Linked DNA regions of Homo sapiens: all the other regions are linked to region 1. Evidence: read pairs that join two places in POLR2A ChIA-PET (ENCODE). Cell type or tissue: HepG2. All regions are shown on one strand.

Region 1 (8,000 bases):
GCATAGCAGCATCATAAGCAGATAACATAAGAGCACAGCACACAGTAGATATTTATTAGGTTGTGCAAAAGTAATTGCGGTTTTTGCCACTAAAGGTAATGGTGAGAACCGCGATTACTTTCACACCAGTGTAATAAGGATTGGGCGGATGAACAAATGAGCAAGTGAATGAATTACAGGAATGAATTGGTTTAGAAAACAAAGCAAAAAGGAGCTGAAACTTTCTCAGGGGTGGATGGGGGTAGAGCTGCTGGATCAGTTTGGAAGAGAACAGACTTCTAAAGTGTAAACTTTAGAGCACTTTGTAAACCAAAGCTTCTAAATGCTGTAAATGCTGCAGACACCAGGTTCATGTGAAAAGCGTATCTGCCATGGAAAAAAATACACGCACGAGAAAATGGAGCAAGGTCACATGAATCTACTCAGAAATGAGACCTGGAACCTGAAAAAGAAAGTGTGTGTGTGTGTGTGTGTGTGTGTGTATTGGGGGAGGGATGGGTGCATAGCAGCATCATAAGCACATAAGAGCGTAGCACACAGTAGATATTTATTAGGTTGTGCAAAAGTAATTGGGGTTTTTGCCACTAAAGGTAATGGTGAAAACCGTGATTACTTTCACACCAATGTAATAAGGATTGGGCGGATGAACAAATGAGCAAGTGAATGAATTACAGGAATGAATTGGTTTAGAAAACAAAGCAAAAAGGAGCTGAAACTTTCTCGGGGGTGGATGGGGTTGGTGCTGGATCAGTTTGGAAGAGAACAGACTTCTAAAGTGTAAACCCAAACCAGGAGTCTGACATGATGACTGATGATAATGACACTCGGTAACGAGCTTGAACACTTGCCACGTGCTGGACACGGTGAGTGTCTGACACACATCATCTCGGCTGGTTCTCATAGCAACCCCAGGAAGTAGGAACTAGGTTAAGGGTATGTCGACTCTTTGGGGCACCAGAGAAGAAAATCCTGGACCTGAAGGGTTTAGGAAGATTTGAAGCAGATGTATCCAACCAAGAGCAACCCATGTGTAACTCCAAGCTGGCAAAGTGGGTTCTTTAGTGGCCCTGCCTGCCTAAGTCTGACCTCCACTGTAGTTTCTGCCCGCCTCGGTCACTGTTGAGAGGAGACAATTGCTCTCCTGCTGACTTACCGTGCAGAGACCCTGAGGGGGCCGAGGGTGGAATGGCTCTGATCCCAGGCAGCAAAAGCTGGCCTAGCCACCTCCTTCCCATTGCTCCTTCCTTCCCGCAGAAACTGCGGGAGGGAAGGGAAGAATTGGCATCCCTAGGCTTCGAGGGCGGTTCTTTTGTGCTTCCGGCCCCAGCCTTACTGGGCAACCGCTGGGCTCTTGAGGAAGCAGACTCCAGTTTTCCAGGACATTAAGGGACTGAGGTAGCCAGAGTGATGCCAACGGGCCTGTCCTTGGTGGCCTCCACGGACCTTCTCTCACCTTTATGAGAAGAGCAGGAAACTTTGGTTTGACCCAACTGAAGCGCTGGTGCCTCGCAGCAGCTCTGGTTTATTAAGGCTGAGCAGGCTCTGTTTTCAACATCGTCACAGGGATCATTTTCCTCCACCTCACGTTTCCTCTCCTGGAAATGCACCTTAGTCATTTTTTGGTCACTTCAGGGGAATTCTCCCTCCTTCATGGTCTACACCATTGCTCTACTGAATTATTCTTTCTTCCAAACATGCTATTACAGCCCTGACACCACAGGTGTACATTTAATAAAAATAATCCTCCAGGGGCATCATTTGAAATATCCCCCTCTCATGTAAGATGTTTCCCTGAGAGGTGGAGTGGGGTGAGGTGGGAGGGACCTTGGAGGAGGAGCTTCTGCTTGAACACAGCTCGTTGCCCTCTGATTACCAGGACAGAGTGGAGTTGGCTGTCAACTTGAGCTTCTTGCCTACTCCTCACGGACCCTGGACCCCCATGCCCATACATCCCAACAGACTGGATTCCTATTACCCACCCATGGGCATGCCATTAAAAATATGGAATATGAATAAGCTCCAGAACGCACTGGACTCTGCAACTCAGCAGGTGTGTGATCAACCTGAACAAAAGACAGAGCCCTTAGCCACTGCCAGGTGGTTTAGCAAGGGCGTTGAGAAGCTGTTTGGCTAACAGCACACAGACCAGTCTGTGCTCCCGTGATGGGGGCAAAGATGAAGCAGATGCCCTCGTGGCCACCTGACACAGCAAGTTGCTAGCCTCCCTAAACACACACACGCAGTCATGACCTCCAGTGTCCCTGGAAGGTGGCACGGGTAACAGCCAGTGCATGCTCTCTAGTCCTGGCCAGCTGGAGTCCAAGCCTTGGATAATAATACCTCCTTGATGGGCTAATACAGTGTTTATAGCACTTCTGGCTTCTGGTAGGCCGCTTTTTATTGTTGGCAGAAACAATGTTTACAGTGGCTTGGTGCTGAAGATCACTGCAATTTATTGAGCCATTTTTATGAGCCATGTGTGTTAAATACATTACCTCTACTCACATTAGCCGTCAAGGTAGGTATCATTATTCCTGTTTTACAAATAAGAAACCTGAGCTTAAAGCAGTTAAGTAATTTGCCCAAAGTCACATAGATAGTGGCAAAGAGATGGCTCCCATTAAGGTAATCCATGCCTCCTTCACGGCGCTGTGCTGGCCTGCATGGAGAGACAGGTCCACACAAGCAGAGCCCCTACTTCAGGGCAACACAGAGTAAATCCAAGTGATTATGCAAAAGGGCGATGGTCGTGTGTGTGTGTGTGTGTGTGTGTGTGTGTGTGTGCGCGCGCGCGCTCACCCTCAGCTCAGGACAGCGCTTTTCAGCTGCACACAGTCTGCCAAAGGCCCATGTTCAAAACCCACCTATTGAAAAGCTTGATTCTGACCCTCAGCCCACAGCAAATGTAGGAAACAAACAAAGGGCATTCATAAAGACTAGGGTTCAATGCAAAGTTCCTGCACATAGTAAAGCTCAATAAACCAAGCAGTCAAAACCACTGGAAAGCATCAGTAGACATTCAGGTAATGATACATTTATTTTAAGCAGTCAGAAAGGAAGAGCAAAAGGTAAAATCAGCTTCTGCATGGGTAGAGGTTTATCCTTGCCCCTTCTTCGAGATAGAGCTAACAAGCCCAAAGTGACTTGAACAAGGAGAAGGAGCCTCTTGCAGGTCACTGGCATCCATAGATAAACTGTAATGGAAGTGTGGCTATGGGGATAAGTGGGTTTTAACACATCGGCTTTGACTGGTGACAAACACTCTTTTGCTCTATATCCCTCCATACCCCCTTTAGTTCCTTGATGATAAAGACTCCCCCTTTAGCTTTTCCAGGCCACTCTTGTTGAGAAGCCAGTATTCTAGAAGTTGAAGTGGCCTTGGAGGTCATTCTTTGTTGCAGCAAACTTTCCTTGCTGAATCAGACCCCATAAAATACCAACTATGAGTCACACACAAGTAAATGAGCCGCTATTGGGAAGAGAGATAATGGGGTGATATTTATCAGTGGCTGAATCTTAGCAAACAATGAGCATTGCCTAATCAGTGGTCATGTTCGTGTAGATTACCTTCCAGTTCACTGCATGGTAGCTCTTGGGATGGTTTCTAACTGTCAATATTTACAGGAACCAGGCACTTAACACAGACCAAGTGGGCTGGATGTCTCCACGGATGACTCATGCCAAATGAAGCCTTTTATCTAAGGGTCACTGCTCTGAATCCTCATTGGCTAGAGCAGATTGGAAGTGATCAGGTCACTGAAAAGCTTGTACATGGCTGTGGGCTCAGTTCCGTTCTCTGGATGTACCAACATTTATGAAATGAAAGCGTAGAAGAGAGCAAGGGTTTGAACGCGTGTAGACCTGTAGTATTTGTTTGTTTTTATTGGCTAACTAGTAAATATAGCTCTGGGGCTAGGGGAAGGTGGCAGTGAGATGGCACCATGAGCCCACATCAGTCTCCATTTGCAGCAAGATTCATACCCTTGAGTGATAGGAGCCTGCATCACCCCAGACCTACCTGAGAAGGCGTCTGCGCATCAGCCAAACATGCAGACAGACACACACCGAGGAAGGGGTGCAGCTTAGAACCCAGCAGATCACCTTGCCTGGTTATGTAAGTAAGCAGAGTAGACCTGTCTGCCCAACCAGTCCAGGTAGAAAACCTTGGCTCCGTTCAAGCATTGGGAGATAATTTCTTTGGATTTTGAAAGCTTAGGATATTCAGGAGGCACTCATCTAAAACGCAGCTAACCTCAGGAGTAGGGCACACCCTAGGTCCCATCAAATAAGAGGATTCTGCTTGGGAGTAAGCAGGGAGCAAGAGGAAGAAGGCAGGGCCGAGGGGCAGAAATGGAGGCCAGGAAAGGAAGGCACTGCAGGAGGAAGTGGGGCAGGAGAAGCTGAGCATACCCAGGCTTTGGGACACTCTTGCTGGGCTGGCCCTCAGAACATCACTGGAATAGACATAGAAAAGAAAGGGAAGCTTGTTTTAACATCAACGTTAAATGAAGAAATGCCACGAGACTTCAGAAACACCACTATGGATATGAGGGAAAAGTGAATGTGATGTGCAAATTTCACTCCCCAGCATGCACAAAGAAGCTGATTGCAGCCACATTGGCAGTCACATCTTGGCCAAAGTCCTCTGGGGACCCAGTACTATGCAACACGGGACCCGTTGGTCAACACTGAGCTCTTGGAATCCCAGTTCCCTTTAAAATCAGCGAACTAAGCCAGGATTGCAAAACGACCAATGGGACAGGATTATTATTGTGTTGAGTGGTGAAAAATGTCTTTGATCCAAAATGGTAGATACTGTAGAAGAACGAGGAATATTGAGTCTTCCATACTGAGCCTGTTTTAAATGGGCTTGGCTTGTTAATAGGCGCAGCAGGTTTGAAGACTGGGGGGTGTTTCCAGAGATCCCAAGATGATTTCAGAATGAAATGAGCTGGTGATTCCTGCAGATAAAGAGATCAGAGCACACAGCCATCCTCCAGGGCCATAAATCAAAGGACAGTCCTGTAGCAATTGTGTGGAAACACAACATTGCCATCATTTTTGCACACAAAGGACAAAAAGTGACATAATTCGTGCCCCAGAGAATCATTTTATTGCAGCCTTTTCCAGCCACCATGCCCCATAAAGCTGGGACTGGCAAACACTGGCAAACACACTGCCAGCCACACAGTCACAGCGTGTCCACAACAGCTGGGGTCCCTGTTCCCAGTCTTTCTGAGATGCACACATGCGGCTGCTTCGTCAGGCCATGTGTGTGTTCTGGCCGTGAGTGTGTATACACGTGAGCTAAAAACAAACTTGGAGAGTGGGGGACAGCCAAAAGAAAATGATGCTTCTGATTCTATACTGAAGGGTCTCCATTCTATTCCAGAGCTTCCGTAGGGCGGCATCTGCTGGAGAGCACTCTGTTTCATTTCCCCCTAAGTTTCTGCTTTCTGCTGAGGGTAGAGGTAAGGAGAGGCTGAGTAGGGAGGGTTTGGGAGGAGAAAATGAAGAAGAAAAGATGAGCTCGTTCCCGTTCCTCTTTTCCTGTACTTCTCTACTTTCATCTGTAGATCATCTAGAATAACTTGCAGATGGCTATATGCTCAGTGAACGTGTTGAGAGGCTGTATTCATTTTCCCGGGCTGTCATAACAAAGTACCACAGACTGGCTTAAACAACAGAACTTTACTTCTTCACGGTCTGGAGGCTGGAAGTGTGAGGTGTAGGTGCCGGCGGGGTTGGTTTCTTCTGAGGCCTCTCTTTGGCTTGGAAATGGCCATCTTCACCCCATGTCCTCAGATGGGCTTCCCTCTGTGTGTGTCTATGTCCTCATCTCCTCTTCTTAGAAGAACACCAGTCATATTGGATTAGGGCCCATCTTCGTGACCTCATTTGTACTTAATCACCTCTTTAAAGACCCTCACACTTGGCCAGGCACAGTGGCCCACACCTATAATTCCAGCAGTTTGGGATCACTGAAGTGATCACCTGAGGTCAGGAGTTCGAGACCAGACTGACCAACATGATGAAACTCAGTCTCTACTAAAAATACAAAAATTAGCCCGGCGTGGTGGTATGTACCTGTAATCCCAGCTACTTGGGAGGCTGAGGTAGGAGAATCACTTGAACGCTTGAACCCGGGAGGCAGAGGTTGCAGTAAGCTGAGATCACGCCACTGCACTCCAGCCTGGATAACAGAGCGAGGCTCTGTATCAAAAATTAAGTAAATAAATAAATAAAGACCTTATCACCAAATAAGGTCACATTCTGAGGTCCTGGGGGTTAGATATTCAACCACAACAAAAGCAGAGCAGGAAGAGATGTAAACAAATGTGCAGAGCCCTGGCAGAAGCTTGGCACTGTGCCAGGCAGGAGAGAGAAAAAGTGGGAGAGACATTATCTCAACGTGATTGAATGATGAAATGATAGCCCTGGTGAGTGAGTGAATAGGTGGATGGATCAATCATGAATGAATTGAATGAACATCAAAACTGCTCCCCGAATCCAGAGGACTCAACAAACTCCAGGCATACCAAGTCCAGAAGCCGAGTCCAGAGCTGACAGCCTATTCCCATCTCTATCTCCCACGGAGCTGCAGAGATCATTAGGGAACTAACGTGGCCACTGCTTCATGCCCACAGAGGCCCACCAGCTCTTTCCTAGAGCAGAACCACCGTGCAGAGAGGTGAGGCACTCCCAGATGAAATCCAGGCCTTCCCCATCTGTGAGCCCTTTCCCAAAGTGGGCTCACAGCAGCCCACAGTCACAAAGCAGAACTGAAACCCCCTACAGGCAGCATCTCAGGTCAGCTGTGCGGACAGCGCTACCTGCCACAGGCCACACCAGCTGCAGTGCGGTGACGGGTGGTGTTCTATGCCTGGGATAGTGTCACCCTGCCAAATGAGAGTGAAAGTCTCCACATCCTCCACGCCATCCCCTCAAAACACTCCCGGTGCCCGAAACTGTACCCCTAAGTAAGGAAGCCAAATTAGAGGAACAGAGAGGGAACATGCCCCTGAGCTTTCTCATCAGTGCATTCTTCCACGCACTGCAGATAATTCAGCTACGTCACTCAATTATGATTGTCTGTGCTGTGAGTGTTTACTTAATCAATCTTCAAAGAGCTTTCCAGATGGGTGTTTTGGTGACTAAATCAAGGTCAGAGTTCCTCCTGCAATCAAGCAGAGGCAGCAGGGGGCAGGCCCAGCTGACAGTCATCTGATCTCCGCAGCTGTGCACAAACTTTGAACCAGTCCAGTGTCTCTTTCAGGCTCCCCATGAACCCCAGTCCTTAGTCCACTCCTGAATTGCAACAACACACAACACAAATGCACACAGCGATGCCTCCCTTTCTTGGATGACTCTTTTATATCATGTTCCTGCACATTCTCCCTCCAGTCCAAACATAAGCAAGTTGCACAGCGTATCCATGAATCTTTCCTTTATTACAGAATCTGCACTCCAAAAGCACTGGCTTGGTATTTCCTCTGCCCCGGTAGGGATTTTTATGGGGTTTTTATTTGGTTTCATTTTTGCCATGCTTCTGAGAATGGTTCTTTTGTTCTTCCTTCACTCACCGCTTAGATCCTCCAAGGCATTCCACTCAGAAAATCACACGGCTGCTGCCCCCACTCCAAAAAAAGGGAGCTGAGAAAAACCCCCATTTTCCTATGGATTTTCAAGCCAAAAAACAATGGGCTCTGTGGACAGATGTCACCCCTCCCCCAGGCCATGCCCCTCACTGCCAGGCAGGGGAAGCAGAGGCGAAGGAGGAGGGCCCACTGCGCCCTAGGACTTGGGAATAGCTCTCAGCACCACGGTGGTGGGCTCCATTGTATGTCTTCCAGGACAGGGGCCCCTTCTTCTGGAAAGTACCCCCTCCCTAGCACAAATCAGAGTCCAGATGTGAGCAGGCATCAGTTCAGCTCTTCCCAAGCCGCAGTGTTTGAGCCAATGATGGTCACCTGGCCCCAGTGAAGGCCGTGAAGGCCCCT
Region 2 (8,000 bases), 430 kb before region 1:
CAGGTTGGTACAGCCATCGGGTTGGTACTGCCTGGTTGGCAGGCCTGTCTTTTCAGTTAGCCTGAGACTGCCTTGAGGCCAGGGCTACCTTCCTCCCTGTCTCTAAGTTCTTGGCCCCCAGCACAGTGCCTGGCACTCAGCAAATGTTTCTTGAATGAATGTGCTTCCCATGTTGGGCAGATCATGACGAAGGCAATAGCAGGGCCCAGTGTGTAATGCGAGGACAGCAAAAAGGGACCCTGCTTTGAGACCAGAGATGCTTCACAGGGAAGCCACATCTGGAGCCCTTCCTGATAAGCTGGGTCAACTGGGACCGCTCCTAGACAGGGTGTTTGAGGAGGTGGTGCTTGCTTTAGGCAGCCCCAGCCTCATTCTGAGAGCTTGTTCCACTTTGAGGATTTCTCTGTTTTCCATTTCCAAATCTTTATGCTATCCCTCAGTTACACTTGCTCAAAGGGTGATTGCTAGCAGTCTCCGAAGATAGGCTAAGAGGTGTGGGTAAGCGGCAGTGTGCTGGGGTTGGGGATGGGGGGACAGGGCATTGCCCGGGCTGTGTGGGAGGCAGGAGCGAGATGATGAAGATTCTGGACTCCAAGCTGGCCCCAGATGCCAGCCCACCTTGTGTGATACACTGAGAGTGCCTCAGTTTCCCTGCCTGTTAAACAGTAATGGCTCCTTCATTGAGTTGTTCTGAAAAATCAAGTTAGTACAAAGGAAGCACAGAAAGTGTGCCTGACACAGGCAATCTCTCACTGCATGCCAGCTCCTGGCATTTGGAATCTGAAGATGGAATCCAGTCTGACTTCCTTCACTCGCAAGTTGTCCAAGTCACCTCACCTCCCCATTCATGTTCTCATGTCTCTGAGATGAGGATAATAAGGCTGACCTTGCCGGGTGTTGGGAGAATCAGATAATCAGAGAGTGGAGTGAGTGCATTTTGCAAGCTACAAGGTGCCTTCCCAAGGGAAGCGTGAAGTCACCTGGGTGAAGGTATTGGGAAGTGAGGCCCTGTCACAGATCCTGCCCCACAAGAGCTACCCCTGTAAGGAATCAATGACTCGGTATTAACCATGCTTTTAATTTCTGTAAAGTGATGCATTGACATCCACCTAAGGCCCTATTTGCCAACCTAAGCCAATTGTGACTCACCCGTTGCAATGGTTAACTTTATGTGTCAAGTTGGCTGGGCTGTGCTGCCTGGATGTGTGGTCCAACATTATTCAGAATGTTTCTGTGGGAGTGTTTTTGAAAGAGATTAACATTTAAATCAGCAGGCTTTGAGCAAAGCAGGTGGCCCTCCATGTTGCAGGTGGGCCTCATCCAATCAACTGAAGGCTCCAGTAGAGCCAAGCCTGACCCTAGGAAGAGAATTCTGCCAGTGGACGGTCTTCTAACTTGAACTGCAACATCATCTCCCTGGGTCTCCAGCCTGCTGGAGATTTTGGACTTTTCAGCCTCCATAATAATGTGAGCCAATTCCTTAAAATGTCTCTCTCTCTCCCTCTCTTCACCCATCCCTCCGCTCCGCATGCTTCTATTGATTCTGTTTCTCTGGAGAACCCTGGCTAATATACCCGTAGACATCTGGAGTCCTCAGATAACTTTAAACTCTACACTCTGACAGTCACAGTAAAGGTGAATTTCGCAGGGGTGCCACTTGCAAACACAGCTAGCCGGTCCCGAGCCCGCACACCCTGCCTTGCTTTTCCTTCCCATGGAAACCACCCTAACAGCTCCTGCCACTGTCCCACTCTCCCTCTGGCTCCTGACCCACCCCGAGGGTGGCCCTGTGGTCCTGCACGCTGTGCCACTGTGGCCCTGCACGCTGTGCCACTGTGGCTCTGCATGCTGTGCTGTGTTCTCCCAGGCAACTGTGAGAATACTAAATCTTTCAACTTTCTCCATCTCTCTCCCGACCTCGCCTGGGCTTCCTGCACCTCCTCCAAGGTAATGTGATGAGACAGACTGTGATTGCAGCCCAGTGCCAGCGAAACTGTGGGCCAGCCCTGGCCCAGAGCTGGGCAAGTGAGTTATTTGTCCCTGTCACGTGGTGCTCTGCCAGCTGCGACGGTGCTATTCTATGTGAGATCTGGGGCTGATAGAAATGATGGCAAACTTCTTGAGCAGCTTAGGCTAAAAGAATTGGTCTTTGCATAAAACAGAAATTGTCATCATCATTATAAACACTATCCTGGCCCTCCAGAGAGCCCAGATGAGCTGTGTTCTTGGTGAGGACAAATGTCCTTCCAGAAGAGGGGTATTTATTGGCTCTTCAGGTCCCAGAGAAGTCCCAATCCCCCATGCAGGAAGGATTCCAGAAGCATCCATGTCTGAGGATAGGACCCTATCTCAGAGCAGAGCTCGCTCGCTGCACCTAGGGGAAGAGGAGGACAGTTGCTTTCCAGAAAAAAGTTAATTTACCCTGAGTGATTCATAAAGTTGCAGAATCACAGAATTACAGAACCTTAGAATTTCAGAGGCTGAAAGGGATCTAACAGGGCATCCGGGTCCAATACCCCTCATTTTAAGCAAGAAAAAAAAAATAATTCCAATTAAAATACAGCCCTCCACTCGTCTGCAGTTTCTATATAGAGCCCCAGATGAATGCTAATTAGAAGACTGGTTGGAAGAACAGCTTTTTCCTACAACCGGTGTTCATTTTGTGGGATTTCTCACTGTTGATTAATTAATGTAAGCATCCGTCCATTCACCTGTTTGTCTGTTCACCTGTCTATTCATTGCTGCATCCATTCCTCACCCCAGTAAAAAATTGAGGCAGTTACATCAAGAATACAGACATGGTTTGCTCTCCCTCCCTCCTCCTTCCTTTTTGTTTTTCTCTCCCATCCAGGATGAAGACGAGCTAGCTCTGCGCATGTGTGCGTGTGGGAGAAAGGCCAGTTGCAGTCAGTGTCACGGTGCTGTTTTTGAAACTCTGCAGGTCCCTCATAGGCCGGCTGATATCACCCATGCCAGGATTGCTTGGCCTTGACAGAGCCTGTGTTAGAAGGGACTATCATGAAGGTATCCAAGATACTAAAGGGCTGAAACAAGCCCCTCTCTTGTCTTCACAGTATCTTCCAGTGGCAGACAGGAGGCCACTGGATGAAGCTGAGGACAAATAAATGTCAATAAACCACCACTGGGAGCTGCTGCTCCCCCATTTCCCGTGGCCTGCAGGGGGTCACTGAGTTAAATGTTACAGCTGATTGTGAAAGGGACCTGGTGAATCCATGATCAATAATGACATTGGTTTTTACACGAGCTAAGATAAGGGTAATTAAATCTTGTGCTTCAGGCCATATAAACTGATCTCCACAGGAGGGCAAGAATTAATTTAATTCCACACACACAACCCCTTCCAACCCCTCTGACAGCTTTAGTATAATGGACTCAGTGCAGGATGGGGAAGATAGAGCACCAGGTATTAACCACCACACCTATCGGGAGCTTGAACTTGATGGGCCTCGTGGCTGATCCAGGGCAGCAAATCCAGAGCTGCTTACAGCTTCTCTCTGTGCTGGGTTTATTACATACAATCTGTACAGGGGCTGTTTCCACACTTAATGGCAGTCCTGAATCACTATCTATTTCCCATCCTTGCCTGCAAAACAGCAACCCAGAGCTAGTGCTATGCCGTCAATACCGGGCCCCATAAAGCCACTGCTGTATAGATTTGCCTTTTTGTGCATGTGCGTCTGATTCACGAGCACTTTGGCAGCCTTCCAGGCTTGAGGAGAGGAAAAAAACATCCTGAGCATCCCAACAGCCTCATTTTGATCTGTGATACTGAGCAACTCATTTCCACTTCACAGGCTCTGCTGAGCTGTGCCACAGAAAGACAAATCCCAGATGTGGCAGGGGTGGGAGGCGGTGGAGGGAGAGGGGCTGGCTGGAAGGAAGGAGGGTGCAGGAGAGGGAGGGAGGGAGGGAGGGCCAAGGGAAGGGAGGGAAGATGAAAGCAGAAAAGGGCCACATTTATTAAGCTGTTTTTCTTTTGGTGAAAAGAAGCATTTATCAGTGATTTCATATATCATGTGAGAGGTGGCTTCCTGCCAATTTCCAAGAATCCAAACAACCCGCTGACATCATATGCTAAATATAGCTCAGGCTTTGCTTTAGGTGAACAAATAATGCCGCTGGACAGGAATAGGTTCTCTTCAGTTACATGGTTATTATGATCGGCTGTCAGGCTTGTGTAATCAAAAGAATCATGTCCAGTTCCAAGGAGGAATGGTGCAAAGAACTCATCAAACAATTTCGGGAGATGACTGATGAACCCCCATTCCTCCTGCCTTCCCAGGTGGCCGGCTGAGCCTGGCTGCTGGAGGAAAGGTGGGCAACTCTGTTGTTGCAGGTCTTCAAAGCCCTGGTGTGTGTGTGTGTGTGTGTGTGTGTGTGTGTGTGTGTGTGTGTGTGCGTGCGCTGTATTTCCACCTCTGCCCTGCCCATCAGAAAAGGTGGCTGATCTCTCCAAGGGAAATGCGTAGAAGGAAGACAGACCTTCAAACTCACAGATATGGTGCAGGAGCTATTCATGAGGCTGGGGCAGGAGCGAGCGGGGTGGGGTTGGTGGCACAGATAGTTCAGGCAGTCTGTTTATTCTGCAAGCATTCAGGTAAGGGTGCTTGTCTGAAGGCAATCGGAGAGCCATCTTCCACGGCTCTTGGGCTCTGGTACTTTTGATTCTACCTCCCATAGCTTTTGTGTTGTGCGTGTCCTGTCCGGGACTGGTGCCTGTCATTCTGTCTGAAGCCACCTGAAAGATTAAGATTCGTAATGAGACCTCTCCCTCCTCTGCCAGCACTCTCCTTCTCCCTGCCCACTCCCCCAGGCTCACACTGGGGAGACAGGGAGCTTGGGATGGGTTTGTAAGTATTTGGAGGAAGGGGCAGCAGTAAGGAGAAGAGAAGGACGAGAAAATTAGTGAGGGAGATAAGGAGCCGGTGCATCAAAATAGCTGCTGGAAGGTGTTGTATCCCTTCGAACATCTGCATGATTTCCCTTCTCAGTCAGGGATACAATAGAGGTTGTTACTATGGAAACTGGTGTAAAAGCAGCACAGAGAAAGGAGAGGGCTGGATATAAAGAGGAAAGAGTAAAAGGCATATACCACTTTTAAATCATCAAAGAGGAATACTATAGCACTTCCCACCTCCAAGAGGAGGAAATAAGTCACTGAGCCCAGGGAGGGTTGAATACTATGATCATGGGAGGGGTCAGAGACTATCGGACACCACCATCCTTTCCCCTGGAAGCCTGTGTGTTGAATCTGTCCACTGCTGTAAGATCGTTAGCCAGAAAAGAACGTCCAGGCAGTTGAGGGTGGTCAGCTTCATGGTAGATGGCATGCTTGGCTCTGCTCGGCCACGGCCTTTGGGAATGGCCTTGGAGGGAGCAGGCCATTTTTCTGTGTCACGGTTTCATCACCTGCCTTCCTCAGAGGAATGACGAAGCACCTTGCTCAAGAAAGAAATGCTAGTGCCATTCAAGGCAAAGAAAGGACAGAGCTTCATGTGCTCTGTGTGCAGAGGGAAAAAATGTGAGCAATTCCAGCTGGTGTCCTCAGCATCATACCCAAGAGGGGCCACGGACCAGGCAGAGGCCAAAGTCTGTGCGTACCTAGCCAGTTTCACTTTGTTTCAGTGTGGGTATTAGTGGGATGAAATCATTTGCTCAGGCTGAGGAGAGTTTTGACAAGTCATTGGTGTTTCATGCAGACTCATACACGCAATCCTGTAGACCAGTCTGTCCGATAGAAATATGACGCGAGCCACGATGCAATTTATTTATTTATTATTATTTCTATAGAGACAGGGTTTCACTTTGTCACCTAGGCTGGAGTGCAGTGAGGCAATCATAGCTCACTGAAGCCTTGAACTCCTGGGCTTTAGCGATCCTCCCACCTCAGCCTCCCATGTAGCTGGGACTACAGGTGTGAGACATCACACCCAGCTAATTTTTAAATTTTTTGTAGAGATGGCTGGTCTCAAAATCCTGGCCTCAAGCGATCTTTCCACCTCGGCCTCCCAAAGCACTGGGATTACAGGCGTGAACCACCTCACCTGACCCACTATGGAATTTACAATATCCTAGTAGTCACATCCAAAAAGTAAAGAAACAGGTTAAATAAACTTTAATATAATTTCTCTGTCATGTTATTTAACCCTGGTATATCCAAAATATGATCATTTCAACAAAATTAATTCAGAGATTATTGATGAGATATTTTATACCCTTTCATACTGAATCTTTGAAATCTGGATTTATTATTATGTGTGTTATGTGTATGAGAGAGAGAGAGGGAAAGAGAGAGAGAGAGAGATAGAAAGAAAGAGGGAGGGAAGGAAGGAGGGAGGAAGGGAGGGCCAAGGAAAGGGAGGGAAAATGGAAAGAAGGAAGGAAGGAAGGAAACAGGTCTCTGGCTCAGGCACTAACTCTAACTACGTGCCTTGCATCACTGTGGGAGCGATAATAACACACACTCACTCTTTGAACAGATGGTCAGCCTCGAGTACCTCCCTTTACCATTGAACAGTGACCCCTCATCCTCCAACCACAATCCATGGCCGCTGGAATCAGACAAACCCAGCTGAAACCACAGCTCTCTTTCTGAGTGCCTCTCTCTGAGGGAGTTTCTTAACCTTTCTGAGTTTTCCTCAGCTGTGAGATGGGAATCCTATTTTACAATTGAAGGTAGGTCCCTCAATTGTTTTGGGGATGGAATAAGAGAATGCCTAAGACCAGGTCTAGCACTGATAAGGGAAGCTCCTTCCTGTCCCTTATCCCAGCTCTAGTTTGCCAGTCTTCCGCTGAGCACCTAATCTTCTCCAGGCCTCTGTGAGTGAACAAACTAGAATTGTACATTTTTCATGTACTCAGAAAGCCGCTTGAGTAGAAAGGAGACTTCAAGGACTAAGATTGAGTTTGTTTCACTAATTCACTCCAGGCTGATCACTGGATGTTTCCCCAATTCAGAGAGATACTAATATGCAGCCATTCAGAAAGAGTCCTTTTGATGACCATGGGTTACATGGTAAGATGTTTAGAGAAGAAAATTAAAATATGTCCTTCCTTATAAATAAGATCTAGCATTTGGTAGCACAGTAGGGTGACTGTAGTTAACAATAATTTATTGTATATTTTAAAGTGGAATTGAAATGTTCCTAGCACGAAGAAATGATAGGTGACGGATACCCCAATTACCCTGATGTGATTATTACACATCGTATGCCTATATGAAAACATTGTATGTACCCCGTAAATATAGACAACTATTATGTACCCATAATAATTAAAAATTTAAAAATAGGTCCTTTCTGTCCTAGAGTGGCATTGTCCCATATAGTAGCCACTAAACTCATGGGGCTATTTAAATTTGCATTAATTAAAATTTGAACATTTACTTTCTCAGAAACACTAGCCACATTTCAGGTGCTCAATGAACACATAAGGCTAGTGGCTACTGATTGGACATTTCAGATATAGAACATTTCTGCATACTAGAAAGTTCTGTCACCACCGCTCTAGATTTTTAGTCATTTATTCAATATGCAGCCAAAATAAAACTCAGAGACAGCAGGACAGCATGCGTAAGCAGGCCTAAAGTCAAACTGGGTGGGTTTCATCCTTTCTCCACTTTGGCCATATGTCAACTTAAGTTAGTTTCTTTTTTTCTTTTGAGATGGAGTCTCACTCTGTCATCCAGGCTGGAGTACAGTGATGCTATCTTGGCTCACCACAACCTCTACCTCCCGGGTTTAAGCGATTCTCCTGCCTCAGCCTCCAGAGCAGTGGGATTACAGGCACCTGCCACCACACCCGGCTAATTTTTGTATTTTTAGTAGAGACGGGATTTTGCCGTGTTGGCCAGGCTGGCCTCGAACTCCTGACCTCAGGTGATCCTCCCACCTCAGCCTCCCAAAGTGCTGGGATTACAGGTGTGTGAGCCACCACGCCCAGCCTTAAGTTTTTTAACCTCTCTGTGCCTCAGCTTCTCA
Region 3 (8,000 bases), 210 kb before region 1:
CCATAAGCGGAATCACCACACAGCTGGGGCCAGGGCCCTTGGCAGCATCAGCAACTCCCTCTCACTCTGCATCTCCAACCCATCAACAAATCCTATCAGCCCTATGTGCAAAATATATCCAGAACCAAATCACTTCTCACCACCCTGCTGCTGCCACTGGACCCAGCCCACCTTGACCTCTCACCCTCACTATTGCAGTAACCTCCCCAAATAGTTGCTCTTTGCCCTTTTACCAGCTAGTCTTCATGCAGCTGTTAGCATGAGCCATTTAAAATGTCAACCAGATCCCTTCACTCCTTTGATTAAAACTTCCAATCTTCTCATCATAATTAGAAAGAGAAAAAAGACCCAAAGGTGTTACCATGTGCTGTGATGTGAATGTTTGTGTTGCCTCCAAAATTCATGTTGAAACTGAATCTTCGATGCAACGATATTAAGAGGTGGGACCTTTAGGAAATGATTAGGCCCTGAGCACTCTGTCTTCGTGGATGAGATTAGTGCCTTATTCATGGCTGGCGGGAACTAGCGAACCCCTTTTGGCTCTCTGCCTTTCGCCCTGTGAGGAGCAGCAAGAGGCAGCATCTTGGACGCAGAGAACAGCCCTCACCCAACACCAACCCTGCTGGCACCTTGATATTAGACTTTCCAGCTTTCAGAACTATGACAATTAATTTCTTTTCTTCTTCTTCTTCTTCTTTCTTTTTTTTCTTTTTTTTTCTTTTTTTTTTTTTTTTTTTGAGATAGGGTCTCACTCCGGTTGCCCAGGCTGGAGAGCAGTGACGCAATCTCAACTCACTGCAGCCTCGACCTCTTCAGCTCAGGTGATTCTCTTCCTCAGCCTCCCGAGTAGCTGGGATTACAGGCATGCGCCACCACGGCCTGGCTCATTTTTGTATTTTTAACAGAGACAGGGTTTCACTGTATGGGCCAGGCAGGTCTCGATCTCCTGACCTCAAGTGATCCACCCATTTCGGCCTCCCAAAGTGTTGTGATTCCAGGCCTGAGCCACCACCCCTGGCCTAATTTCTATTATTTATAAATTACTCAGTCTCAGGTATTTTATTACAGCAGCACAGATGGACTAAGACACCATGGGCTGTATGAGTGGCCCCTCACCTGGCCTCACATCCTCTATGCATGCCCACTCCTGCCTTTTCCACACACACATTGATTAGGTCCTGCTTTGAGGTCCCTGACCCTGGGTGTTCTCTCTGCTAGAAATTGCTTCCCACAAATCATCACATGGCTTATTCGAAATGCTACCCCCTCAGAGATGGCTCCCGGATGATCCTATCTAGACTAGAACAGCAACTCTCATCACTGGCAGTCTCCTAATTCAGTTTCCAGCTCTTCAGCTACCTAGCACTCCTGCCCTTACAGTACCTGATTATTTACTGGCTGGTTGTTTATTTTCCCCCTAGAGTATAAGCTCCGAGATGGAAGGGAGAGGGTTCTGATGGCTGCTGCATCCCTAGGGCATGGAGTAATGCCCAGCATGGAACTCCCTGCTCTCCAGGAAGAACGCGCTTCCCGTCGTGAGATGCATGAGCACATCTCAGTCTCCAGGGCCAGTTCAGTTCTATGGACACAAGGAAAGGGTGAAATGCTAAGATCCACACCGGAGACACATAGGTGGATTCAGTGCTTTGGGATTCCCAGAGTCTGTGGCCAGTTCTCTTCACCAGTGGAGTCAGAGCCTACCAGGCCAGTAGAGTAGGGAGTGCACCCTACTTTAAGTGCTTTAGGAAAACCTTGCACCCACAAATAGCTCTACCACTAACTAATCTATCACTCTCTCTTAAATTTCACCATTAATAGTGCAATTCTTTTTTACAGGAAGAGGGGAGAGAACTAAAATGTACTCAGTAGTTAGTAAATATCAGGCAGCATTCAAGGTCACCAGCCATCCCAGTGTGCCTGGTCAGAGGGATTTCCTGGGACATTCAGAGCTAAAACTAGGATAGTCTTGAACAAATGGCATAGTTGGTCACCCTACTTCATTTCCTGGTTTAGCTCTCTCATCAACCATATGTGCATTTTACTCATGAGAAATCCTGGCCTTCAGTCATGAGGCCAATGTGGCAGAATTGGAGTCAAGGCTTCCATGGCTCCAGGGTCCAGGTCCTCTCTACCATATCCCAAGGGCCCCCTGACCTCCCTTCAGAGGCAGTAATTCTGAGATAGCTCTGTGCAGCTCTCTCCTCATAAAATATACTCTACAGCACTCAGATCATGAGATATGGAAAAGAATGGATGAAGGCTTGCTGGAAAGGCAGGGACAGATACTTTGCAGGAAAAAAAGGACTTCCAAAATGTGCGTGGCAACTTGGGGTTTCAAAAATCTTTGTTCTAAGGGCCGGAACTTTAGTGCCAACCTGACATTGGGAAGGGGTAAGAACTGATGAAAATAGTCCTAACTGAGAAGCACTTTGAGCTTCTGGGAAAGAGACTGCTGCATTGAAGTGGCCAGCTCTAGGTCACATCACAGGACCTGGGTGGGCATCATTCTTTCTGACGCTTGGCTCCTCTATCCTAGTTATTTGAGATTTCAAAGTAGTCATCTGGTTTATCTCTTCAAGTGTGACCACATAATACACTGTTCAAACAAGGACACTTCTAAGAATGAAAGGGGAACAATTCATAATTAGGCAAGGACAACAGTGGGGAATGGGACTCTGCCCCGGTTAACTGGGATGCCTGATCCCCCGGCCAGCTCTTCTGATCATGAGGAACTGAGTTGTGATCTTATCTTCTAATGCACCAAACAAAGCAGGGAAAGTCCCAGCCGCACGCCATTGCCACTGGGCTCTTCTGCCTCCCTCTGGTTCTGCCCCATGTCCCAGGGTCTAAAGAATACCTTTTCCCCAAAGGTCTAAATACTCCTTTGAGTCATTTGCATCAAATATCAGCATAGAAATGCTTACTTCAACTACTCTTTCTTGATCACCACAGAGTTTTCTGAGCACTCACCTTGAACAGGGCCTCTTCTGGGTGCTACAGACATTTTCAAGGGAGAGAGACCTCGCCCACCCATAGGCAGTGAGCTGGCTGGCTGGTGGGTGAGTCTGTTGGGGGGGGAACCTGCCCCTCCTTATGTTGCCCCTCAGTGACTGACCACAGGCTTTGGAAAAACCTCTTCAGCAGGGTACCGCTTACTCTGATCTACTTAAACGTTGACTCCCACGCCCTGAGGAGGAGCCGAGCGTGCCAGAGCAGCAGAATGCAACTTTGCTAAGATCAAAGTGCGAACCTGCTGAAGCTGTGTGTCTGAAATTACCCAGAAATCGCTTTGTGCTCACTCGTGGAGCAGAAGTGATGGTGAGCAAGTGTGCAGAGACCATGAAGGACTTGGTGCAGGGATGAATATTGTCTGCAGCTGGTTTTCTCCAGTCCCTGCCAGTGCACCCAGTGTCTGTTTCCGCACTACTGGGGCCCTAGGCTCAGCACAGTGCCAAGTACATAATAGGTGCAAAGTAAATATCAGTAAGTCATTGAATGCTCGTCTCCACGGACGATGCTGGGCCTGAAGTAGCCTAAGTTTGAATCCATGCAATGGACCATGGTCGAGGGCTCACGGCTTCATGATGAATCCTGGAATGTTAGCGCTAACAGTGTTCTTACAGGATCAAATCCAGTCCCAGTCAGTTTCAGCTGAGAAACTCAGGTGTGGGCCCAGAGAGTTTAAGATCACTTGTCCAAATGTTGTGAATGCCAGAGGCAACACTGGACTCAGGTGTTCTGGGCAGTAACCTTTGCTCCTCTCTCCCTACCACATGCCCCCCAGGCCAGCTGGCCCTTCTGACCAGCACCATCTGTCTGATGTCTCTTTGCCATTACTCGGAGGCCTAACCTCAGCACTGACAGGCTGCTTGACCTGGAACCTCGCCACTATGTCCTAGCCATGCTCCCTGACACCCCCGCTCTCTAGCAAAACTACTCCCTTCTTCCTCTGCATGCGATTAATTATCTCATACAGCATCTCTTTTCTTTTCCCACTGTATTCCTGTTGGTTCAAGATGTGTCTGCATTCCTTACCATTTTACCGGGAACAGTGTCTTTTTCATCTTTGTCTCTCCAGTGCCTCAATTGCGCCTACCACGCATGTATTATACAAATGCGCAGCTTGCTGTGTGACCATGGCCCAATTGTTCACCGTCTCTGGGCCTTCTCTTGGATTTATAAAATTAACGGGGCACTACTGACTTATCTCACAGAGCGGCTGTGTCCTAATGTATATATTGTTGCATAAATATCTTGGAAATGCAGTGGCCAACGACAGCGCTCAACAATAAATGCTGTGTGCTGAGAGCAAGTGTTAGAGAACTTGAAAGGAGGCTCTTCTCTCTGTGATGAAAGAAACGGAAGGTGGCTCTGCAGATCCCCTCAGATGATGCACGCTGTGGACCCGAGCACCGAGCCTGGGTGGGGAAGGAAGGAACTTAGGAGAGGTGTGAGGGCAAGGGCGTCTTGTGGAGAGAGCTTGACCAAACCCTGACCCTCCTCTTTGTAGAGCCCCCGGGCTCGTCTGCAGGGTCTGTGCAGGCCGCCTGCCCCCTGCGCCAGCAGGCGAGGAGGACAGCCTCCCCTTCTCAGCAGGACCCCTAGCCCTGCAGAGGGAGCTGGGAGCTGGCTGCTTTTAATTAGAGCCGCTTCTTTCCTGTTTTCCTTCGCGGCTGGTTTCCGAGCTTCCCTCACCCTCTGCTGATTCCCCCAAGCAATTTTTTTAAGCATCCAAACCGTCTGGGATAAGAAAGGAGAAAGCTATCATTATGTGTGTGAGCTGTGCGGTGGCTTCCGCTGGCTTCCCAGACGTTTGGAGGTCGTCAAAAGGCTGGCTCTGCTGTCTGGACATGGCCTGAGGAAGCCTGGTGCCAGCTTTCTGCTTCCTATGCCACCAGCTCTGCTTATGTATATATTGAGCACCTGCTGTGTGCCAGGCCCCCAGATGAGCAAATATAGCGTCAGCCCAAAAAGCTGAGAACTATTGTCATGGCTCTCTTAGGTCTAGAGCTGTGGCAGTGATCACCAGCACGCTGACAGAGGTGTGAACGGAGCACCCCAGACATGGAGCAGGAATGAGAACGACTGGCACGATGGGTTGCACCAACGAGAACCTTACAAGGAGAACACAGCCTCAATCTGGCTCCCGTTCCCTTTAGAACTCACTCTCGTTCATGGCTCGTGGAACCCACATTCATTCGGAACGCAAGAGGCTCCAGAAGGGCTGTCAGATTTAGCAAAGAAAAATGCAGCATGCACAGTGAGATGTGAACTTCAGATAAACAACATATAATTGTTTAGTGTAAGTATGCTCTAAATATTGCATGGGACATGCTTTTTATTATAACATTGAAGGTATATTTGCACTAAAAAAGGGATGTGTTGTTTATCCGAAATTCTCATTTCACTAGGCATCCGGTATTTTATCTGGCAACTCTTTTCCAAGGTCAACAGAGAGTCCTAGACCATAGACCAGAAAGTCCATTCTACCCGACACTGGGCTACAAGAAATGTATATTTGTGGGGATCAGCCACACTGGGAGAAAGATAGCTGTCTCATGTCACCAGGGTAGATGAAGAAAGGGTTCTAAAGCCTAGCAGCATTCATATGATAGGTACCTGGGCTTGTTTTCAAAGATCAGCAATCAAGGGGAAATGACAGAGACGCTGGAGGAGGCTGGTCCTCCCAGAAGCTAGTGGCTTGACCCAAGAAGGAAGAAAATGGCGGCTGCCTTCCCGGACCCAGGCTGTAGGCCGGGAATTCCCAGCTCTTTGATACCGTATTCCAACTGGTATGATCTGTTCGATGCCTGCTCTAGCTCTATCCCAAATATGTGTTATATGGCTTCCATCAATATTTTTTATGTAGTGCAAGCTTAATTTAATCTGAGAGTGGTTTAAGAATACACATACTTCTCAGCCATCAAAAGAACACGATTAAGAATCTCTGTGCTAGAAACTAGAAAGTTCTAGGAGATTACTGAAGGAGAGGCAGGAATGGGAACTGAGATGAAGAGGGCAAAGACTTAACCACCGACGGTCCATTTTTGGAGGAAGTGGCTGAGTGGAGTCTGGAAAAAAAAAAAAACAACAACCAGATAACCTGAAAACCAGCTGGGCTGGAAGCAAAGAGAGGGCCCAGGCATTAGCCCGGCCCTGGGGGCAGCCCAGACACACCCCAGCATTTCTCAGGGGGAAGAAGGCACAGCCTGCTGTTATTTACAAAGCTGTTGTTGAGAATTTTGAGGATCTCTTCCAGGTTCTCGCTTATGTAAATTCTAATTCACAGTGCCCTGGCCCCACATGTCTCGTAAACCAGGCCTGATATTGTAAACCTTCGCCATTCACAGAGGGTTTTAGCTTTGCCTTTGTTCCCCTCTCCAATTTCCCACTTCACAAACCTGGATCTAAAGCTTTGCACGTAGTTGATAGGGAAGTGTCGTTTGAGCAGTTCTAAGAGGCTGTCTTCCTTCTTCCTCCGACCCCCACAGCTCTGGTTTCCTCTTGGATATCAATTATTGGCTTTTACATAAGAAGGCTAATGCATTTTCAAAGCAGGCAGATCACTCTCCCATGTTTTGACAGTTTGGCTTTAGTTGAAATATAATTAAACTTTTTGAAAACAAGAACCTTGAAACTCAGTCTTCACACTGTTTGCAGGTTTTTTCCCCCTCACGCATTCAGTTTTTACTTGCTGCGGCACAATTGATTTGGTCTTCACTTTCTGCGCTCAAAACAAACACTGGGTTTAGGCATTCTGCTCTCCCAGCACCGCATGGCTGAGGGTGGAAAAAAATAACATCTGAAACAGGCCGGGCTTTTGATGATACCTCCTTATGACAGACACATCGAAAACCACCGACGGTGAGTCACCCACATTCTGTGCATACCCTCTCCGAGGAGCAGGAAGTGTGGCTATTTTAAACCCTGAGGCAATGAGAAGTTTTCAGATGCGTCCTAAGGCGCTCCGGCCAGCGCCCTGCATGCACACGAGGGCCTTCCTCAGTGTGGCCCCAGCACATCTGTAGACCTGAGGCGACACACCCAGCCTTCTGCCAGCATCTCTTTGTTTATTCTGCTTGTCCTGGTTTTGCGTTGACACGAGCAAGCCGAGTCTAAAAAACACAGAGCTACAGAATTTATAAAATCAACAAAAACTTAAAAAAAAAAAACAAAAAAAAAAACACACCACCACCACCAACAACAATCGGAGCCTGGCAGTTGGTGAGGGTGGGTGGGGGCGAACAGATGGTGCCACAAGATGTCCTCGGGCGGCTCACTGGGGACCGAGCCTTGTGGCTCTGTGGCCAAAAATAAATAAATAAGTCAGGGCCCAGCAGAAGTGCTTTCACTTCTAACCCAAGTCACTAGCTGTGGGTAATGAGTCCTCTTACTCCTTGTTCCCCATCTCCAAAGGCCAAACAAACAAGTAGAAAAAAAAAGAGAGAGAGTGAGAGAATGAATTGAACTGAAATGAAATGACTATAGATGAAAGATATATATATATATATAAAGAGTGGCGGGGGCGGGGGAAGCCGGGCGCTGTGGCTCACGCCTGTAATCCCAGCACTTTGGGAGGCCGAGGCGGGCGGATCACGAGGTCAGGAGATCAAGACCATCCTGGCAAACACGGTGAAACCCCGTCTCTACTAAAAATACAAAAAAATTAGCCGGGCGTGGTGGCGGGCGCCTGTAGTCCCAGCTACTCGGGAGGCTGAGGCAGGAGAATGGCGTGAGCCCGGGAGGCGGAGCTTGCAGTGAGCGGAGATCGCGCCACCGCACTTCAGCCTGGGCGACAGAGCAAGACTCTTGTCTCAAAAAAAAAAAAAAAAAGTGGCAGGGGGACTTGAGGGAAATAAGCCAGATGTTGCCACAAAAGCAGTTACAAATCCTGACCTTGTTTGCTAAAGGGAGCAGGCTCAGCCAGGATGCGAGACATCTCCAGGTGCTGGGAGCTTCTGAGGATGGTGAGCTCCCAGACCGAGGCAGCAAAAATGGCC
Region 4 (8,000 bases), 110 kb before region 1:
CCTACAGCAGCTAATTCCCAGCCAAGTTGCCTTCAGAAAGTTAATTGCCCTCCTGAGCCTTCATTTCTTCATCCATAAAAGCAGAGAGAATGATTTCGAGGCATGCCTTGAGGACATACAGACTGCACCAAGCATAACGCATGGGTGCGCAGTAACAGCTCCCTCCTTCCTCTTATTTGTAGTAGACGAAGACGAAGAAGAAAATAAACTTTGTTCCCTAAAAGAGCCCCAAGTCGCAGAAGAACCCCAAATCCTTGGTTGGATAAACCATACTGGTGGCACTAAAGGTGTTAGGGTGCTGGGGCTGCACCTGCCCATTCTGCCTTTGACTGATCCCAGAGACAGAGCAGAATGGGCTCACTGTTTCTCACTGGGCTCTTGAAGGCCACCTGTGAATTCCATTTTTCTTTCCATCTCCAAAGGAACAGATGAGTGCTAGATCTCCATTTCTTTCCCTCATGCTCTAAGAGAGGAAACAGCTGGGGGCTTTGCTCTGATGAGTTCTGAGGGGTGGTCAAAGCTGAGGACCCATGGCCCTCAGTGGCCAGTGCCCCCCTGCACTGCTCCTTTCTGAAGCTGCAGGTTTTGTAGCCAGTGAGAACCCTGCTTCCCACTGAATTTAGGCCTTTGGCATTTCACTTCTGTGCTCTAGGACCTGAAGGAATCCAACCACAGATGAGCTCATCACAAATTCTTTTGCAGGTAACTGCTTGTGCTCTCACACATCTTTATTCTTGGTGCAGAATGAGTTCCTGAAATTATGTTACATCCCTCAAATTCCACCATGTTGAAGGATCCCTAATTCTCAAGAAGCACACTCTTAAGCATCCCACCCCAATTATGGTTTTCCTAAAATCTATTTGGGACTGCCTTCTTCTAATTTCTAAAATACTCATTTTGGGTACTTACCCAAATAACATTTGTATTCTTTACATTAATTAGGCTTTCTGAAAAAAGTAGCATGGGACTGGTGCAATGGCTCATGCCTGTAATCCCAGCACTTGGGGAGCCCGAGGCGGGAGGATCATCTGAGGTCAGGAGTTCGAGACCAGCCTGACCAATATGGCGGAACCCCGTCTCTACTAAAAATACAAAAATTAGCCAGGCGTGGTGGTGTGCCCCTGTAGTCCCAGCTACTCAGAAGGCTGAGGCAGGAGAATCACATGAACCCGGCAGGCGGAGGTTGCAGTGAGCTGAGATCACACCATTGCACTCCAGCCTGGGCAACAGAGCCAGACTCCATCTCAAAAAAAAAAAAAAGGTAGCATGGTACACACTAACGTAATAGATAACAACAGTATTATGTACAAGTATCAACCAGGCAGAGGATAGAGTGAGAAAAATGGTGTATCCTTCAAGAGTTGTTTGGGTTTTTTTACAACAGCAACACAAAAAATACCTTCAAATAAACTTACTAACATGCATGCAAAATGCCTAAGAGAGAAACTAACCTTTAAAAATGCAAAGGAACAATAGAACCAATGGGAACACATACTACCTTCTAAGAGAGAAAGATTCATTACCACATCACTTCTCCTAAAAAGAATTTATAAATTTTATGTGACCTCAATACAAATAATCTTTTTCAAAAAAAACCTAGATAAGCTGACTCTAAAGTTCATATGGAAAAATGAAACAAGCAAGAATAGCCAGGCAGTCTAAGCAGGATGTGCAGAGGGTGTCCATGTCCTCTGCTTCACCATTTGACGTCAGAGGACCAAAAACCCCACCCTTGGATTGTGCTAACCCCACTGCCATGTCTTGAACATGGGTCCCCTAGAGAGGCATGAAGCTCAATTGCACACACGCATGTTTCTCCTTTCATAAATGTTCATGACTCCTCCTCCAGCTTATTGAATATGTATATTTGACAACCCCATTTAATATAAATATCTGTCTTATTCTTCTGACTCTCAAAGTTTCTGTTTCTGGTTTCTGGCCAGAGACTATGCTTCCCAACCTGTCAGAATGGCCACCCTGCAGGCTGCAGCCCTTTATGTGAAATAAAGCTCTCCATTCCAAATTTAAAAAAAAAATAGCCAGGTAAAGAATAGAAAAAGAAAGGAAAAGCAAAAACAGCAAGAAACAAAACGAAAAGGAATGAGAAAAAATAGCTCTATCACATTTCAAAGTGTATTGTAAAGTCTCAGTAATGAAAACAGCATAGTACTGGCCAACGGACAGACATCCCAAACAATGGAATAAACTAGAAAATGCAGAAATAGACCCAATTATAATCAGAGATTCTGTAAATTATGAAGGTGATATCTCTAACCACTAGAGGAATGGTATTACTAAACGATATCAGAACAACTGGAAAAGAGTTAAGTTCAATCCATGCCTCACATTTTTCCCCAGAGTCAAATCCAAATGGATTAAAGATACAAACTCTTTTTTTTTTTTTTGAGATGGAGTTTTGCTCTTGTTGCCCAGGCTGGAGTGCAATGGTGCAGTCTCAGCTCACTGCAACCTCCACCTCCTGGGTTCAAGCAATTCTCCTGCCTCAGCCTCCTGAGTAGCTGGGATTACAGGCACATGCCACCACATCCAGTTAATTTTGTATTTTTAGTAGAGATGGGGTTTCTCCATGTTAGTCAGGCTGGTCTCCACCTCCCAACCTCAGGTGATCCACCTGCCTTGGCCTCCCAAAGTGCTAGGATTACAGGCATGGGCCACCATACCTGGCCACCTGGCCAAGATACAAACTCTTGAAAAATGAAAACTCCAGCCTGGGCAACATGTATCTCTACAAGAAGTACAAAAATTAACCAGGCATGGTGACACGTGCCTGTAATTTCAGCTACCCAGGAGGCTGAGGCAGGAGGATCACCTGAGCCCTAGGAAGTCAAGGCTGCAGTAAGCCAAGACTGTGCTACTGCCCTCCAGCCTGGGTGACAGAGCAAGATCTTGTCTCAAAAAATAGAAAAAGGAAAAGGAAAAGAAAAGAAAAGAAGCCATAGAAGAACTAGAAGAAAATATCGGCAAATTCCTTTAGAACTTTGGAGAATAGAAGGCCTTTCTTTTATCCAGAATTCATACAAAAAAAAGATTACTATATTATACCACCTAATTTTTAAAAAACTTAGACATCCACAAAACATAAGCAAAATTAAAAGACAAACAATAATGTGGAGTGACTCATATCCCAGAGAGCCAATCTTTCCTTAACACACAAATAGCTACTAGGCATGGTTAAGGAAAAAGACCAAAGTGAACAAGACAGTTTTTCTTTAGATGGGCAAAGGAGATGAAGAGGAAGCTCATAGAAAAGGAGATGCAAATGGGTCTTGAAAGAATGGAATTAAAGTGAGTGCTCCATCTCACTTTAATAAGAGAATCACAAATTGAAACTACAATGAAATGCCTGCATGGCAAGGCTATGGAGAAAGAGAGACTCTCATTCTTTACTAGTGGCAGTGCATAGTGTACACTCTGTTGAAGACGTCTGAAAACCCTTACCAAAATTATAAATATGTTTACCCTTTATCTCAATAATGCCACTTGCCTTAATTTATTCTACCAGTATACCTACATGTATAGGAAGCATCCTGGGTAGCATGGTTCGTAGTAGCAAAAGATTGGAAGCAAATCAAATGTCTGTAATAGAAACCAGTTAGATAAATTTACGATGTGTCCATAACTAGGAAACTATTAAGCTGTAAAAAATGAATGAGGACGTTCTTTATGTACTGATTTGAAAGATGTCCAAGATATATACACAGGTAAGTGAAAAGAGCAAAGTCCAAACCAGTTTGCACAGAATGCTAACTTCTGTCAGCCTTGCCACATGGGTATTTTATTATAGTTTTAATTTGCATGTCTCTGAACCTAAGTGAGATTGAGTATTTTTTCATTCTCTCAAAGGCCGCTGCAGTTCCTTTCTGTGAAAGGGGGAAAGAAAAAGAAAAAATATATATGTACAAAGTTATACACACACATTTGTTTGTATATCATAAAGACACCCAAGAAATTAATATAAGTGGTTACTTGGGTTGGGGTTAATGGGAGCAAGGGTAGAAGTCATGGTTTTTATAGTTTTGATTTGTGAACCAAGAAAATGAATTATCTGTTCAAAAAGTAAACGTGAACGAAACAAGTCTTTCCCTACCAGTTCCTCAGGCTCTTGCTAAACCTATCATTTTCACATTTGCCAAATATTTCTCCCAGATCCAAATGTGACCCCGGAGGGATGGGGCAGGGTCAAGAATGAAGGGGCAGCCAGGGATGGCCCATGAGACCCACAGGGATCTCTCACGTGGATGGATGTCCTGCATGTTTTTAAAAGATGAGGTCAACAGGTGGGCAGCTGTTTTTCAAGAGGGGCCACTACCTGCTTTGGAACCAAACTGGCCACTGAGTCAGGACCTCTAGGCAAACCAAATTCATTAATAAGACAGTAGGCTCATGAGACCAGAGGGGAAAGAGAAGCCTTCCAAGCCCAGAACATTCCCCCTCCAGCCCTCAGTGCTACAGATGGGTCCAGCCTGATCTGACCTCCCTGTCGTATTTTGAGCTTTTCCCAGGATTCCAAATGGACAACTGCTCTATTGTTTCATTCCTTTATCTGCATTGGGAGGGCAGCCCTCCCCCTCGGGCTTTAAACGTTTTTCCAGCCTCAGGGGTCTCTGGCCACAGCTTTGCTTTACCTTCCTCTGCGGAAAAGCAAAAGCTGGCCAAGGCGCTACAAGATGAGACAGGCACATCTGCCACACATGGAAAGAAGAAAGCAAACTGGAGTTTCCAAAGCCGCCGGTCCCCGCAGGCCTGAGCGCTTGCAGCTTCTGCCTTTGATTCCTCTGATTTTATGAGCTCAGAGCACAACATGTTGGAAGTGAGCAGAGCAGCTGCCCAGGAAAGAATGCACCGGTTCCACGGTTGAGGACTCCAAGGGAAAGCACTGAGCGGCGTGGGGCACAGGCAGGGAGAGAGACGCCAATCCTCCACAAAACATCCGGTTCCCACCAGCCTGGGCTCTAGCCAAGTGAACTAGCTGAGTCGGTCTGGGGAGGTTCCAGTTCCTGGCCTTTTGTCATCGACTGGGGACAATGCATTTGCTATGATTGATGGAGGCCACAGATTTCATCCCCAGCCCCAGCCTGGGCTGCAGGATCCAAGTGAGCACTGGCCTACTGGGGGCTCAAGGCCACAACACTGACCACCAGGGAGGGCTCTGGGAGACAAGAGGCTGGAGGCTGGACTCTACTCCCCTGGGCATCATGCAGAGCCCTTGCCCTCTGTGCCCTGTCCCCTTCCAACCCCTCTGCCCAAGAGAAAGCTCAGAGTCCTTCCACATCCAGAAACACAGGACTGGTTTCTACAAGTCCATTTTTTTCCCCCATAATTAAGGACTGCAGAAGGAAAGATGATTCGGATCTGGCTCGCAAGCTCAATGACTGAGAAAAGGACGCCAGGTTCCCTGGTACTAGTGACTCATACGCTTTTCAGGAGCGTCAAGACACTGTGATACATTTCTCCTGCTCTCCACAAAACTGCTCAAGGGATGAGGGACTCCCATCAGCCAAGGCAAATATACCATTGCTGTCTAAAGTAGCCAGATCACACACACAGAGAGGTCCTGGAAATGCCATTGAGAATAGGACCTTCCTTCACCCAGCCCATTTGGCAGTCCATGGCAGGGAAGCAGCAGAATTGCAGCCTCCGCAGGACTTTTAGGAGCCTGATCCACAGACTAGAGAAATGTACCTCTCCAGGAAAAAAACAGTATAGTCCTCTCATCTCCTGAGACTCCCATCCCAGCCACCTGGCTGGGAATAAACAACTCCTGTGACAAGCAACTCATTGCCTCTCTGAGACCTGGGTGTGCCACTGAGATCCATGACATCCTTCTCCAGGCAGAGCTGACGTGTGTCTCTCTGTAAGTCCCTCCCACTCACTTCATACCTTGGACCCCTAGATGGATCCCTGTGGCAAGAAAAGACCCACTGGTGACTTGCAGAAGTGGGATGTGCTGTGAGCCTCCCCTGCCAAATGCTGCACTTGCTTGCATGAGTTGGAAGTCCCCATCAATCTCTTCATCCACGCCCATTCTTCCACTCCAGTGTTCCTATTTCTTTCTGAAAGTGTGAGCTCCAGAAAACAGTGCAGGCTGGGCAAGGGGCTCACACCTGTAATCCCAGCACTTTAGGAGGCCAAAGCAGCAGGATCAGTTGAGGCCAGGAGTTCAAGACCAGCCTGGGCAACACGATGGGACCCCATCTCTAAATAAATGATTAGCTGGGCATAGCGGCACATTCCTGTAATCCAAGCTACTTAGGAGGCTGAGTCAGGAGGATCACCCCCTCAGGAGTTTGGGGCTGTAGTAAACCATGATCATGCCACTGCTCTCCAGCCTGGGCAACAAAGCAAGATCCTATCTCTATAAAAATAAATAAGCCAGGCATGGTGGCTCACGTCTGTAATCCCAGCACTTTGGGAGGCCCAGGAGGGCGGATCACCTGAGGTCAGAAGTTCGAGACCAGCCCGACCAACATGGTGAAACCCCAACTCTACTAAAAATACAAAATTAGCCGGGCGTGGTGGCACATGCCTGTAGTCCCAGCTACTCGGGAGGCTAAGGCAGGAGAATCACTTGAACCCAGGAGGTGGAGGTTGCAGTGAGCCGAGATCGCACCATTGCATTCCACCCTGGGCAACAAGAGTGAAACTCGTTTCAAAAATAAAATAAAATAAAAAGAAAGAAACAAACAAACAAACACACACACACACACACACACACACACACACAGCACAACCTCTGCCCCACGTCTCTCTGAGCAGCGTGATGGAGGATGCAAGACCAAGTCCCCCTCAGTCACCAAACAATTCAGTGCCTGCTCCATGCCAGGCTCACTATACCCTCCTAACAGTCTTTCTAGCATGGTGGGACTCTGCTGTTTCTGATGGACAAAATATATCAGCCCCATCTTCTCTGGTTTGAAACCCTGGAACTCATGGCCCCTCATAAGTGACTGTGAGACCAGGCTCTGTGTGTCAAGCTGAACTCTCATAGCTGATGGAATGAGCACAGGAGTGAAGCCCCAGGAGGAGGAGGAGGTGAGTAGCTGCAGGCCAGGGCTCAGGCAGCCCGTGGGCTAATGTGTGCCCTCCTGCTGATCTGCTGCATGGCTTTACCAGGCTTAGAAAAAAGCATCCAAGGTTCCTTCAGTGATCCAGATAGTAGAAACACCAGGTCTCAAATGCCTCAGTGCAGCTGCATGTCGCCAGAAGCAGTACTGGGAGGCTCGGTGGATAGGACTCAACATTAGCTGGAAACACAGGCAAGTCAGACTGAGAATCCAGACTGAGTCAGAAGTCCCTGTGTCCTTGCCATGGGTGTATCAGTTATCAGTGGCTGTGTAACAAATTAGCCCAAAACTTAGCACTCAAAATGTGAGCATTTCTTATGTCATAGTCTTTGTGGGTCAGGAATCTGGGAGTGACTTCACTGGATGGTTCTGGCACAGGCTATAGTTCGGATGTCAGCCAAGGCTACTGTCACCTGAAGGCATGACTGGGGTTGGAAGATCTGCTTCTGAGATGTCCCCATGGTCACACAGCCTACAAGTCAATGCTGACTGTTGGGGACCATTAGCCCTCGCTGCATGGGCCTGTTTGTATGGTTTCTTCAATGTCCTCATGAGGTGGCGCTAGCATCCCCCAGAGTAAGTGTTCCAAGAGAACAAGGAGGGAAGCACCGTTTCTTCTTCTTATTATTATTTTTTTCTTTTTTTGAGATGGAGTTTCGCTCTTTTGCCCAGGCTGGAGTGAAGTGGCATGATCTTGCCTCACTGCAACCTCTGTCATCCAGGTTCAAGCAATTCTCCTGCCTCACCCTCCCGAGTAGCCGGACTTATAGGCACTCACCACCACGCCTGGCTAATTTTCATAGTTTTAGTAGAGACAGGGTTTCACCATGTTGGCCAGGCTGGTCTCAAACTGCTAACCTCAAGTGTTCCACACGCCTCGGCCTCCCAAAGTGCTGGAATAAGGTGTGAGTCACC

What was found. ChIA-PET counts read pairs that join two places held together with the same protein. Peaks named below come from ENCODE experiments on the same cell type or tissue, not always from the same donor. Only the 100,000 strongest peaks of a DNase experiment are listed, where the experiment ranks them.
Region 2: POLR2A ChIA-PET joins it to region 1 with 10 read pairs; 5 of 35 experiments call an interaction of 5 or more read pairs at or near these places.
Region 3: POLR2A ChIA-PET joins it to region 1 with 16 read pairs; 9 of 35 experiments call an interaction of 5 or more read pairs at or near these places.
Region 4: POLR2A ChIA-PET joins it to region 1 with 19 read pairs; 12 of 35 experiments call an interaction of 5 or more read pairs at or near these places.

Annotation. Positions count from the first base shown.
Region 1 is chr1:234,971,729-234,979,728 of GRCh38, forward strand. LINC03108 (long intergenic non-protein coding RNA 3108) reads right to left here. Exons shown (of 2, transcript NR_186308.1): 2 at 3,013-8,000. Among named protein-coding and RNA genes, the nearest start is that of LINC03108, 5.0 kb to the right of the region's middle. RefSeq lists an enhancer at 7,807-8,000. In HepG2, CTCF peaks have their summits at 5,411 (motif pointing left) and 6,803; DNase peaks (open chromatin) are centred at 2,863, 3,653, 4,693, 7,173 and 3 weaker places; H3K4me3 peaks cover 799 bases.
Region 2 is chr1:234,540,628-234,548,627 of GRCh38, forward strand. No RefSeq gene overlaps it. Among named protein-coding and RNA genes, the nearest start is that of LINC01354, 13 kb to the left of the region's middle. RefSeq lists enhancers at 1,317-1,817, 1,818-2,318. In HepG2, a CTCF peak has its summit at 5,555; DNase peaks (open chromatin) are centred at 3,734, 4,104 and 5,614; H3K4me3 peaks cover 1,411 bases; H3K27me3 peaks cover 636 bases.
Region 3 is chr1:234,765,666-234,773,665 of GRCh38, forward strand. All of the region lies in intron 1 of LOC107985364 (a long non-coding RNA gene), which reads left to right. Among named protein-coding and RNA genes, the nearest start is that of LINC02961, 9.6 kb to the left of the region's middle. RefSeq lists enhancers at 5,741-6,940, 6,697-6,991, 6,727-6,946, 6,967-7,016, 7,037-7,206 and 1 more. In HepG2, no CTCF peak of the experiment used is centred here; DNase peaks (open chromatin) are centred at 2,686, 3,236 and 6,826; H3K4me3 peaks cover 834 bases.
Region 4 is chr1:234,858,272-234,866,271 of GRCh38, forward strand. The region is part of intron 2 of LOC107985365 (a long non-coding RNA gene); the gene reads right to left. Among named protein-coding and RNA genes, the nearest start is that of LINC02971, 95 kb to the right of the region's middle. In HepG2, no CTCF peak of the experiment used is centred here; DNase peaks (open chromatin) are centred at 4,530 and 4,960; H3K4me3 peaks cover 416 bases.